2 separate regions of the Homo sapiens genome follow, and region 2 is linked to region 1. The links are chromatin contacts, found by Hi-C in ENCODE. All regions are on one chromosome and are shown on one strand. Each heading gives the region's core, a stretch centred on a gene start or an enhancer-like site at or near the end of the contact. The rest is flanking DNA. Distances are from core to core; before and after follow the strand shown. Region 1 holds the start of LINC02900 (long intergenic non-protein coding RNA 2900). Region 2 holds the start of DCANP1 (dendritic cell associated nuclear protein 1).

The links. A loop is a pair of places that touch in the nucleus more often than their neighbours do. Pooled maps may share reads with other maps.
Region 2: a pooled map shows a loop between it and region 1 (1.8-fold over the local background). The contact joins the promoter of DCANP1 here to the promoter of LINC02900 in region 1. A Hi-C loop is called at or near these places in 1 of 168 maps with a recorded cell type or tissue (gastrocnemius medialis) and 2 of 50 pooled maps.

What each region holds. Positions count from the first base shown.
Region 1 is chr5:135,245,185-135,251,183 of GRCh38, reverse strand. It overlaps LINC02900 (long intergenic non-protein coding RNA 2900), which reads left to right and starts at 3,007. Exons shown (of 4, transcript NR_037895.1): 1 at 3,007-3,058; 2 at 3,372-3,571. All of the region lies in intron 3 of PITX1-AS1 (PITX1 antisense RNA 1), which reads right to left. RefSeq lists an enhancer at 3,358-4,557.
Region 2 is chr5:135,444,281-135,450,279 of GRCh38, reverse strand. DCANP1 (dendritic cell associated nuclear protein 1) reads left to right here and starts at 2,932. Exons shown (of 1, transcript NM_130848.3): 1 at 2,932-5,999. The coding sequence starts at 3,172. The coding sequence ends at 3,906. It overlaps TIFAB (TIFA inhibitor), which reads left to right. Exons shown (of 2, transcript NM_001099221.2): 2 at 331-5,999. The coding sequence starts at 341. The coding sequence ends at 826. RefSeq lists enhancers at 62-561, 562-1,063.

The sequences.
Region 1 (5,999 bases), core at 1,758-4,257:
CCCATCTAAAATAGGCCTGATCTGCCTGCATTAGCAGAGTCTGAGGCCCAGAACCTCCTCCTCTTCCTGGCCTGTGACTTCTAGCCTGGACACATGGGTGCCCATGGAGCATAAGCACAGAGGCAGGCGCTTTGAGTCTTGATGCTACTGTGTCTGGTTTGCCAGGAAGAAGCAAGGAAAAGGAGATGAGCTTGAGCTTAAAGCCCATATAGTTTAAGCCCATGAAGATCCCATCACCCTATGAAGAGCCGCCTCATTGGAGATTTTCTGCTCTCAGGCAAACACTTTATTTTTCATCCAGAAGGGTCAAAAACATGCCAACGTGTAAATAAATGAAGTGTTGTTTAAGATCATGTCTAAACAGTGTGCAAAAATAAATATCCTCACTCTAAAGCAAGACAGTATACAATATCCATCTGTGGAAGCAGGAATACGAGGAGTAATTTGGGGGAAAATTGCTTTATGAGACCCAAATTTCACCTGTGGCTTCTCAGAAACCATGATAAAGAGCAAAGAACCCCTAACTCATAGACTTCCAAACAAGGCCCAGGGATGTGGACATGGGTTCTCATCCCTTCTTTCTGGCTCAAAGAAACCTTGCAGCAACCTCCTTGCTGCCAGTGACTGTAGATTTTACTGCAGCCTCTCCAACTGCTTCTCCCGCTTAACTACCAGGCAATTGTGAGCCACAGCACTGTCCACAGGAAAACACTCCTCTTTTCCATTTCACTGCAAGAGGAGGCCATGCTTTCTTGTACTGGGCCTAAAACCAGTCAACTCCATCTGGCCTCTGTCTCTAAGCCAAAAGTTAAAACTTTAAGCATTACGTACATAAAAAAAACAAAAGAACAATTTCAGTTCTTGTGTTAAATTACATTTTTGATAGTGAAATGAAAAACAGACGAGGAGAAGGGGTGAAATCAAGACACTGTGGAGCTGTGATGCTCAGTACAGAAGCCACTAGTCCCGTAGGCCTATCTAAGTTAAAATTAAAATTAAAATTAAATAGAAGTAAAAAATCTAGTCCTTCAGCTGCACGAGCCAGAGCGGGTATTTCAAAAGCTCAATAGACACACAGGACTAGGAGCCACTGTGTTGCACAGCTCAGATCTGAAGAACATTTCCATCACCACGGAAGGTTCTGATGGATAGCACTGCCCTGGATGAGCCCCCGAGTGGACCATGGGCACAGAGGTCCATCCCCAACATGGCGGTGCCTATCAAGAAGCCCTGATCATCACTTCAGAGCTGGGTCCTGAGTCTTCAGTCTCAGAAAAACCTCTACAGCCAAGGCCCAAACACTTCTGGGAATTTGCCCAGGATCCCCAGTGCAATGTCTCACCCAGACTTATCCTCTTATCTCAACAAAAGTTCCCTTGTGACTCATCTCCCAAGGCCACACTGTCACACTGCTCCAGGGGTGTAGCGAAAATGGTGCCCCACTGCCCCACCACCACCAAGGATACGTCCACCCAGGACCCATGAGCATGAACTTATTTGGAAAAATAAGTCTTTGCAGATATAATTAAGTTAAAGATCTCAGGATGAAGACCAGGCTGACTCAACCAGGTTGTTCCTAAACCTGATGACAAGAGCCTTTATAAGAAGAAGAGATGTCACAGAGCAGGAGGCCACATGAAGACAGAGGCAGAAACTAGAGTTACATAGTCACAAGCCACAGCATGCCAAGGACTGCCAGCAGCCTCCAGAAGCCACGAGCGAGAAGCAGGACAGATCACCCCGCACATCCTCCCGAAGGAGTCAACCCTGCCAACACCTGGGTTTTGAACTTCTGGCCTCCAGAACTCTGAGAGAATAAATTTCTGTTGTTTTAAGCCACTTGGTGTGTGGCAATTTGTTGCAGCAGGGCTAGGAAACTAATATAAGGGGTTAATGGCAAATTATGACTGAATGGGTTTGCTCTCCCAGGAGAGATGCATTCAGCATGGATGCCTGGCCTGTGACTTCCAGCCTGGACCCATGGGTCCCCACTGAGCATGAGCGCTGAGGCAGGCAAGCAGACGGAGCCTCGGGCCCCAGGGCCACCATTTGATCTGCACGTGCCAGGAGGAAGTACCTGATGGCAGTGGCAGAGTGCAGGATGTGGGAGCAGTGAGGCCTTTGCGGCACTCCTCAAAAGATGCTACAGAGATGGCTCTGGTGCCCCCCACCCAGTCTCTCCTGACCTTTCTCCCCTTGTGGCTCCCTCCTCCACACCATCCTGGGCCACTGTGCTCTGCCCTTTCTCGCTTCTCCTCTCCTGCTGATCTCATTCCTACTCTCATCCCAAGGCTCATCTCAAAACCCACCTCCTCCAGGAAGCCTCCTCGGACCACCCCATCCCAGCATGACAGCTGCATGCCACGGCAGAAGGAGCCCTGAGTTCCAGGCTTGGCCTAGCCATGCCCTCCCTATGAGACTCCCATCAATCTCTTCATTTCTTTCTAGGCCTCAGTATCCCCATCTGCAGCATGAGGGGTGAGGCTAGACCAGCTCTAGGATTTCCAGCTGTCACATAACACGCTCACCAATTTGCACCAGTATTCACCTTTTTTTTTGCCTGGCATGCAAGAGATGTCAAATAATAGCAATAAACATTATCTATTTATTTATTTTTTGAGACAAAGTCTGCTCTGTCACCCAGGCTAGAGTACACTGGCATGATCTCGGCTCACTGCAACCTCTGCCTCCCGGGTACCAGCGATTCTCGTGCCCAGCCTCTAGAGTAGCTGAGATTACAGGCGTGCACCACCACGCCTGGCTAATTTTTCTATTTTTAATAGAGATGGGGTTTTGCTATGTTGGCCAGGCTGGTCTTGAACTCCTGACCTCAGGTGATCCTCCCACCTCGGCCTCCCAAAGTGCTGGTATTACAGGTGTGAGCCACCACATCTGACCTAATAATATTAATTATGAAATAAAAACTAGCAATTATGAAGCTGATCATAATGCTAAATGCTTTATGTGTGTTATCACAATAGCATTTTTTTGGATGGATAGATGCATCGGAGGAGGGGAGAGGAGAGGAAAGTGGGAGGAGAGGCTGCACTCTAAACAGGTCTCAGACTCATGAAGGCAGAACCCTTGTTCCCCTGGCTGGTCCCAGCACTGAGCTTAACATGCCACAAGGGGCTCAACACATATGGGGAGGGACACCAAAGAACTTACAGAAAGGAGACCAGATTTAGGAAGTATCTTACTTTTGAACAGGGTCTGCCCTTTCTCAATGACCTATCCACCCCCACCTGCTCCTTTGAACTTCAGAAGCTTCTGAAAGGAATCAGAGCTTCAAAGTAAGGGACTGCCAACCATAACAGGATCGCTGCACAGATACTGACCAAGTTGGGTGCATCTCTGATTTTTTTCTCCAGCCCTCTTGCCTGAGCAATCTGACGCAGAGGCACATGAGGAATCAGCACGGAACCATCGACCCACAGGGTTAATCCCAATGTCAATACCTGCTAGATGTCAGGGATCCCCTGGGCTGCTGGCGAGCCATTTGAAATGACCCATCTCCTGCCACCTTGGCCTGCTCCTCTGGGCCACCTCTCTCCACCTGCACTTGCTTACCGTGAGTAACCTGACCCCAGTGGGCCCAACCCAGGTGTGTTAGTCCTGACAGGGCCAAGAGGCCAGGACAGCTGCTGCCTGGCCTCGTTCTCAGTACCCTGTGGAGAAGGGGCGGCTCACTGGCATTACCCCATCATTCCGGCACTAGGACACACGGCTGGCTTCCCTTGGGGCGGAACTGCTGGTTCCATGGGCACAAGGCAAACCCTGGGAGGTCCTAGCCGTTCCTAGCGCATCCGCTAAACGTAAGGCATTTGCTCTCCTTCTCCCCCACGCCCCCAGGGAAGACGGCAAGGCCACCGGTGCACTTCGCAGTGCCAGGAGAAAGGCGCCTCATGCTATTAGCTCAAATAAGGAAAATCATGCCGGGAAGATTGAATTTTCTGCAGACTTGTTTAACCTGGTGATTTCTGAGCACTTGGCGCTGGCAGCCACGGGGGAGTGGGCTGCCAGCCGGCACTTTATCAGCCACTTCTCAGGACTATTCCTAAGCTTATTAAATCAGCATGAGTCACTCCCTTGCCTTCCTCACAAGCATGAATCACGAATCATCAAAACCCAAGCAAAATGCATGACTCAATAGTTTCTTCGGGGCCTAAAGGGGCTAGCGAGCTGGCGGTAGGGTGTTGTCAACCCGAGACCTCCCCCCACCAACAAGCAGTACTTTCCAGGGAAGGCAAGGGGGCTGCCACAGGGCAAAAAGAAGAGCTCAGAGGAACTTTCAAATACCTTGCATGGGCTCAGAAACACGCAGACCTGGGCTCAACCACACACTCGCGCAGTTCTGCTGTATGCCAGGCACCTTGACAAACACACTAGAGGAGCCAGCAGAGAGCAGGACTAGCCATTCTCTGCCCCCGCGTTGCTTACAGTCTAGAGGGAAGTGTTTGAAGTAGTTGGGATCCTATTTTTATTTCCTTCCTAGCTAGGAAAAACTTGGACAAGTCATGTAACATCTCTGAGTCTCAGTTTCCCCATTCTAATGCCTGTTCACAGGGCTGTCCTAAGGATTAAAAGAGCTAATATACATCAAGTCCCTCACACAGTCCCTAGTGCATTGTACCTGCTCAACAAGCATTTGCCCTTTCACTGGAGAGAGAATGACCCGTGATGTCTTACAGAGTTCAGGGAATCCTCTGCCAATCCCCACCTACCCTCCCCTTTGCACCCAGACCTGAACTCTGGGCACCCCTGCAGCTGTGGCAGGAGAGGGCAGTTTGGTCCAGGGTTTCCTTCCTGGGACAACTGCTCCCTAGAGCCTCAGCACCAGTTTCAGGTCTTCCTTCCTGGTAACCCATGGCAACTTTTCTTTCTCTGCAGCCTTTCTCCTCTGGTCTTTTGGCCAACAGGTCCTGACCACACTTTCAGCTTCTGGTCCTCATCTTTCTCCAAAGAGCTAAAGACTGCAGTAAGCAGCTTCCTCCCTGCGGCCTGAGTCACCCTACCCTGCCCCTCCCTGCTCACTCTCCCAGAGCAAAAGAATTGAGTCTTCCACTTTAACCCCCACACCGGACTCCCCTACCTCTCCAAAAACAAACTTCTCTCCCAGACCCTCATTTTCCAGTCCCAGGACTGGAAACATCACCTTCAGGGCTGCCACATACAGGGCAAAGGCTGTGCACTGCCCAATAGGGTCAGGGAAGGTCACATACACTGACATGTGTGGGCACCCTCGGATTGAGCAATAAGGTGGCCCTGTGCCCGATGCATACATTGAACCTGCATTGTTGGCCAACATTTGCTGAAACCTTCTGCATGCCAGATCATCTCCTTTAATCCTCACAATCCTATCAGGCAGGAACTATCAACTCCCCCACACCCCTGAGAAAACTGAGATCAACACGCAGCGAATGCTGGAGCTGAGTGAGGTGCCTGAGCCAAGACCTGGAAGAGATGAAGGGTGAGACTGTCAGGTGGAGAAGCTGGGGTGTAGACAGCAGAATCGAAGAGGCTGTGGGAGCTAAGTCAGGGCAGGGACATTCCTGGGGCTTTGCCATCCTTCCTTCCCACCACTGGGGCTGGCCTCTGATGCTGGGAGCAACTTTATAAAAAGCAGACTCTCCTCACGACAGTAGGGAGGAGACTCTATCTACCCACCCCACTTAGGACAAAGAACTCTAGAAGAGGCCCTGTGTCCACAGGTGATAGCAGGGCTGCCCTAAGTGAAGGGGGACGTCCCTTTCTGGGGCCTCCACAGCCCAGTTGGAAACCCTCAGCCTAGAAACAATAGAACACAACAGACACAGTGACTGTGTTTGAGCCATTTCACTGTAACTTCATTTTCCTACTTTTATCTAGTCCCCAAACATTATATAATTTTTAAATGGAACAAAATTTTAGCAAATATCAAAGGTGGAACAAGTGGAGGCAGATGTGGAAAAGAAGAATGAAGAGGAAAAAAAGAGAGAACATATGAAGATTGAGAAGGT
Region 2 (5,999 bases), core at 1,683-4,182, 200 kb before region 1:
CCAAGTTGTCTCCAAATAACCAAAAGATTACCAAATCCCCACCCTGCAAGCCAGCATGCCTTATCCCTTGCATAGACAAGGACAGATATATCTATACTACAGAAATCCAAAAGTCAGACAGAGTGGGTGGCATGTTCTATTCAGAGTATGAGAGAGACTAAGCTCATGACCTTCCACACCAATTCCAGCCTTGGCTCCATCCTGGCTTGGGCAGAGTGATTGTATGAACAGGCACAGGGCCCCTGAGGTGGGCAAGTGTGTCTGGGCTCAGGGAGCCACAGAGGTCTCTGACTGAAGCTGAGCCTGTGTGTCCATGTTCCAACTTCCCAGGACTTCTTCCATGGAGAAGCCCCTCACCGTCCTGCGAGTGAGCCTGTACCATCCCACGCTGGGCCCATCTGCCTTTGCCAATGTCCCACCACGGCTGCAGCATGATACCAGCCCTCTGCTTCTCGGACGGGGGCAGGACGCCCACCTCCAGCTGCAGCTCCCTCGCCTCTCCCGCCGTCACCTGTCCCTGGAGCCCTACCTGGAGAAAGGCAGTGCCCTGCTGGCCTTCTGCCTCAAGGCCCTGAGCCGCAAGGGCTGTGTGTGGGTCAATGGGCTGACGCTGAGGTACCTGGAGCAGGTCCCCCTGAGCACCGTCAACAGGGTCTCCTTCTCAGGCATCCAGATGCTGGTTCGCGTAGAAGAAGGCACATCCCTGGAGGCTTTTGTCTGCTATTTCCATGTCAGCCCTTCACCCCTGATTTACAGACCTGAGGCTGAGGAAACTGACGAATGGGAAGGCATCTCCCAGGGGCAGCCTCCCCCTGGTTCAGGGTAGCAGATCCAGGTTGCCTGGGGTTTCTCCACGGCCCTTCCCAGACTTGGGACAGCCCTCTCCAGCCAAGACCTGGAGGAGGAACAGAAATACAGCTCCAGAGGGAACCCCCAGACAGTGCACTCTGCTAGCCCTGCCACTAGAGCAAGCCTTTGCTAGATGAAACAGGATTTGAAATACTTGAGCTGCATCATGCAAGGTTGACAAGCAAAACCCACTGGCTGCCTTGCTCATAATGAACCAATTCTGCAAACACCGAACAAACAGCCCAGGGGGGAGAAGCACCCTCTGTGGCCAGAGCTATGCAATGTAATGGGAACATCATATACTTTTAGAGGCCCTGAGGGGTTCTGGGGAGCCTCTCTCAGCATTTCCACACATTTCTCCCTGTTGTCTGACTAGGAGTTACTTTATGTGGTTCATTTTGTGTGCTGCTTAAGAGCAGGAGTTTGAGGTTGCACCAGGAATGCGTGGACACATGTAACAATTACATTTGTGGTAGCTTGGGGTTACCTTCAGCTTTCAAATACCCACAGGCACGCGGGGCTTAGGAAAGCCTGAGTGTAATAAACTGCAAGTATTTCATTAAGCTGGCATACCCAATAGGATTCCCTGATCCCCAGATGGGCCACATGCACGCCACGCTGTCATGCAGACGTGGGGGTGGGAAATATAGACGAGGTGTAAGAGGAAATTGGAAAGGTGGGACTCACATTTCTGGAAAGGATGCAGGCAGGGCTCAGGGTTTCCTGAGGATGGGAGCTGGGAGCTGGGCCTGCCTGGAAATTCATTGTCCCCCTTATCATCCTCATCCTCACACTCCGCATTCTCTGTCACTTCTGGATCAAGGCCTTGGTTGACTTGAGGGCAAGGTCTTTAGGGAATGAGGGGATGGGGTGGGGGTTTGTGTAAGAACTCAGCCCAGCAGTTATTTCGCTCAGGGTGAGTCACACACCAATGGGGGTGGGGGAATTCCTTCCAAATAAGGGACTCGTTAGGAGCCAGGTACGCCAAGGGCAGGAGGATTTTCTCGGTGAACAAGGGCAGCAGCTATTTGCCACGCCATGCTGAGAAGGGGAGAGTGTGGTTTAGAAACAACGTTCACTAGTGTGATGCAGGGAGGGATCTACATGGTCACCATGATCCCAGACCCCACTCTCCAGGGAATCTGAGGCACCAAGGGCACAGCCCTGTTCCCCTGGCTGACTCGAATCTCTGGGTCTGTAGCTGTCAACAATTTCTGTTTTCTGCCCAAAAGGATGATCGTTTTGCACCCAGGGCAAGCTACAAGGAGGTCCAACTTCACTCACAGGCCCTGAGCATCTTCTCCATCAGGAAAACAGAGGTGGGCAAGACCCAGGCTTGCCCTGGTGTGGGAAGCTTCCTCTCCAATAGGGATGAAGCAAAAACACTCAGATCACAGCCACAAGGCAGGGAGAGCAGGGCTGCTAGGAAGGGGCTCTCTGATGCTGTGAATGACCCCTTGGGACCCCCAAAGCAGTTCCTCATTCATTCAGCAAACCTTCACCAAGCACCCACCTTGTGCCAGATCTGTGCAAAGCCACGGAACTGAACCAGAAGTGAATAAGGCAAACTCCCTCAGGGAGTTTACCTTGCACTCAGGAAAGTCAAGCATTCAGGAGTGCATTACTTATTTGATCACTACTATGATTAGTGCTATAGTCATTGTATTTTTCTCTCTCCTCCAGCTGGGCTCACATTCTCTTGTTAAGTGGCCTTGCCTGTTGAGTGCCTACCATGTGCTTAGCACTCTGCTAGGTGCTGTGTGTATTAACTGCACTTAACAGATAAGGAAACTGAGACTTGGAAAGGTTACATATCTTGCCCAACATCACACCATCAGTAGCTATGCGATTTGGGCAAGTGATTTAGTCTGCTCTTGCCTCTATTTCTCCCGCTGGAAAATGGGTAAGATAATAGTACTACCTGCTAGAGTTACGAGGGTCTTAGAAGGTGACACCTGTAAAGCATTCAATCAGTGCCCAGCACACACTTAATAAGGGTTAGCTACTATCATGAGACCTGAGAGAGGAGGGCTCACCATCCACACGGAGCTAAGGAAGACTCACACCCCAGTAAGCTGGCTCCAGAACCCAAGGGCTTACCTGTGCTCTGTGATTCCCCAACTAGGGATTTAGTTGTAGCCACGGACCTGGTAGGCAACAGGGAGGGGATTTTAATCTGCTCCTTGCATCAGAAGGTCCAATAGGCAGGGTTAGTATAATGGGAGATGCCCTGGTAGGGCTGGCAAGGAGAAGAAGCCACATGTATTTTGGTCTGATGAAAAGCAGCAGTGATCTGTCACTGACCAAAATGGTCCCCCAACTATGCATTACGGAGCAGCAACCCACATACAGAACTCGAGAAGCCACGGCCTGGAGACTGTACCTGGACACCAAAGACTGGAGAGAGGAGCTGGTGGGGAAACCCCAGAGTTCCCAGGGTGCCACTCCCCAGCTCCACCAGAGAACTTTGGGAATGAGCTGCTGCCCCTGAGTGCCCCTCTCCAGGGCCTCAGTGAGGGTCTCTACCCTCCAGGGAGGAACAAAACCTTGCCAGCTGGGGTCCTGCGAGAGGGGGCAGTTCAATTCCTCCACAGGGGACTCTGCAACTCCAATCTTTCGAGTGAAGCATCTGCGAGGCCCTCAGGGACCCAGGATGAACTGCATAGCAGCAGAAGGAAGACAGGCCAGACCAGGCGGGAGGGAGCCCGGAAACATCTGGTTTGTAGTTTCAGACTCTACCCGTTCACAGTTCACACAGTCTCACCGGGAAACTCACACCTTGCCCTGTACCAAGTTTTTAAGGCAGTTAAGCTCTGCCCATCCGAGACTTCATTTTTCTTGAGTAGAAAATCACTGAAATCATCAGATCCATGGCACCCACCTTCACTTTCTCCTAACAGCTGGAACCGTCAGGCTGGCTTCAGGGCCTGGTCTTCGCACTTGATATCACTATCCCTCACCTGCTCAGACAGCCAGAGCAGGCGGGTGAGTTCCTCCCAACAACCTCCACTGCATTCTCTCAGCTCCCACCGCAGGGCAGCCCACGTGCCTGAGTGAACATGTGTGCGTGTGCACACACGCAAGTATGCACAGACATACACTAAACACGAACATACAGTGCACATGAACGCTGCTCCCAGCTAGGGCCCTCTGGTCAGACTGCTGCCTGGGTTAGAATTCTTGTCCCCACCCCCACTTACTATAGTTCTGTGATCCTGGACAAGTAACTGAATCTCTCCGTGCCACAGTTTCTTCTTGTAGAAAACGGGAAAGTTCACAGTACTTACCTCCTTAGAGTCATTGTGAAGGTCAGTTTGAGGCATCACAAATTTAAGGCACCCAGACATAAGGGTCAACAGGGTTAGCTATCACTGTCCAGTTTGGTGGGAGGAACTGAATGCATGTAGGCACATGGACCCAGTCTACACTCAGGCACAAAAGGAGCTACATTAGTTACATTCAGGCATACCCCAGAGCACTACAATTCTCTGAGACATTGTCTGGAAATCTAGAAATCATCTCCTTGCCCTTTAAGGTATTTTAACCCTCGCATTCCTCTGCTTTTCCAAGAATGTGAATCTTGCCAAGCTGTCCGTGAGAGACACGGGCTCCCCTCGAGGGAGACTTGCAAATGCTCCATAAACAGCCACAGTGTGGGGCTCTGCCATGAGGAAGTCACAGCAGACACGCTAGACAGCATAGTCCTGGATGCAACCTGGAGGAAGGGAGGCCCATGGTGGAGCACTCACTCCGTGCCTGTCTGCCCGGTGAGACCTCAAGTTCCTTGCAGACAAAGGCCATGGGTTGTTGGCTCTTGTGTTCCCGGTGGCCTTTCCAGAGCTGAACAGAGGACAGATGCACAGACGGGGGGGCTCTGGTGGTCAAGGCAGCAGTCCCCTTGGATACTAAAGTCTGAGCCAGGCCCCTCAGGCCCGGCATGGGCAGTGCGAGGCCCATAGTGGTGGGAAGCCAGTTGGCCAGCTGGGGTGAGAAGGCCGCGAAGCCATGGGCAGACAGGAAGTGGAGGTGAATGTCTCTGCCTCCTGTAGGCCTCAGCAGGGACAGCACAGACCCTCTGGCTGGGGCAGCGCAGACCCTCTAGCTGGGGCAGAACAAGGCTGGTGCTTCCTTCTAGTCCTTGAGACTTTGTAGCTCTAACTCAAGCAGAACCCTGGGGTTTTGGGATTCTGTGTGGTGACTGCTGAGGAAGGTTTATGGATTTGACAGGGTGCATGTCACAGAGAGACAGTTCTCAGTCAGCACTTCCTGTCCCCTGCAGAGGCTCATAGGGGACAGCCCCTGCCAAGGAGACCCTGGAGGGGCTCTGAGGATAGCAATCAGAGGTTGGGCTGGCTGGACTGAGCCCAGGCCTGTTGCCCACCAAGTCTCCATAGGTTCTAGTCTGACCCCTCTCTCCACCCCTGGGCTATGCAGGCCAGCCCGTGCAGACCACCCCCGACGCGTCCACTTGCAACACCCGCCTCACTGTGCCAACACTCCATCCACACAGGAAAGGACTGAGAACGTGATGCTTAACCCAAAGGAGTGAGTTTCATAGGATGGGTGGCTTTAACAGTTTCACAGCAGGACACTGAGGGAATATTTCCCTATCCCTTCAAATGGACGGTCACTACAGAAACGTGTAGAGCAAGACTTTGTCAAGGGGCTGTTTCCAGGTCTCCCGGTGTCTAAATAGCAGAGCTGGAATGGGAACTGAGAACCGATTCTTTCCACAACCGCCCACTGAGCAGCAAGGCTGCAGCCAGCAAAGAGGTGCGGAGGCAAGCAAGCTCCATGTGGTGGGGACAGCGCATTGCGACCTCCACCACCCCTGCAGTGGGCTGCCAGCTGAGCCACCTGTCTTCCACTGTATCTACTGTACGAACTTCTCCAGCTCTGCTCTGTTTTCTCTTCCTCAGCATCCACCCCGTGACACGTAGTGGTGGCTGATGTCGCCACAGTACCATGAGGTTAACAGGTCCTCCCTCCAGCTTCCCTCATGGTGGCAGCCTAACCTGCATTGCAGCCGTTCACCGGACACCGCACCAGACCCTCAAAACCCATCCAAGACTGTGGGAGGAGTAAACAACCCAGCCCAGTTAAGAGGAGATGCCGAATTTAATGAACCCTATTTGAATTGCAGGGCTGTG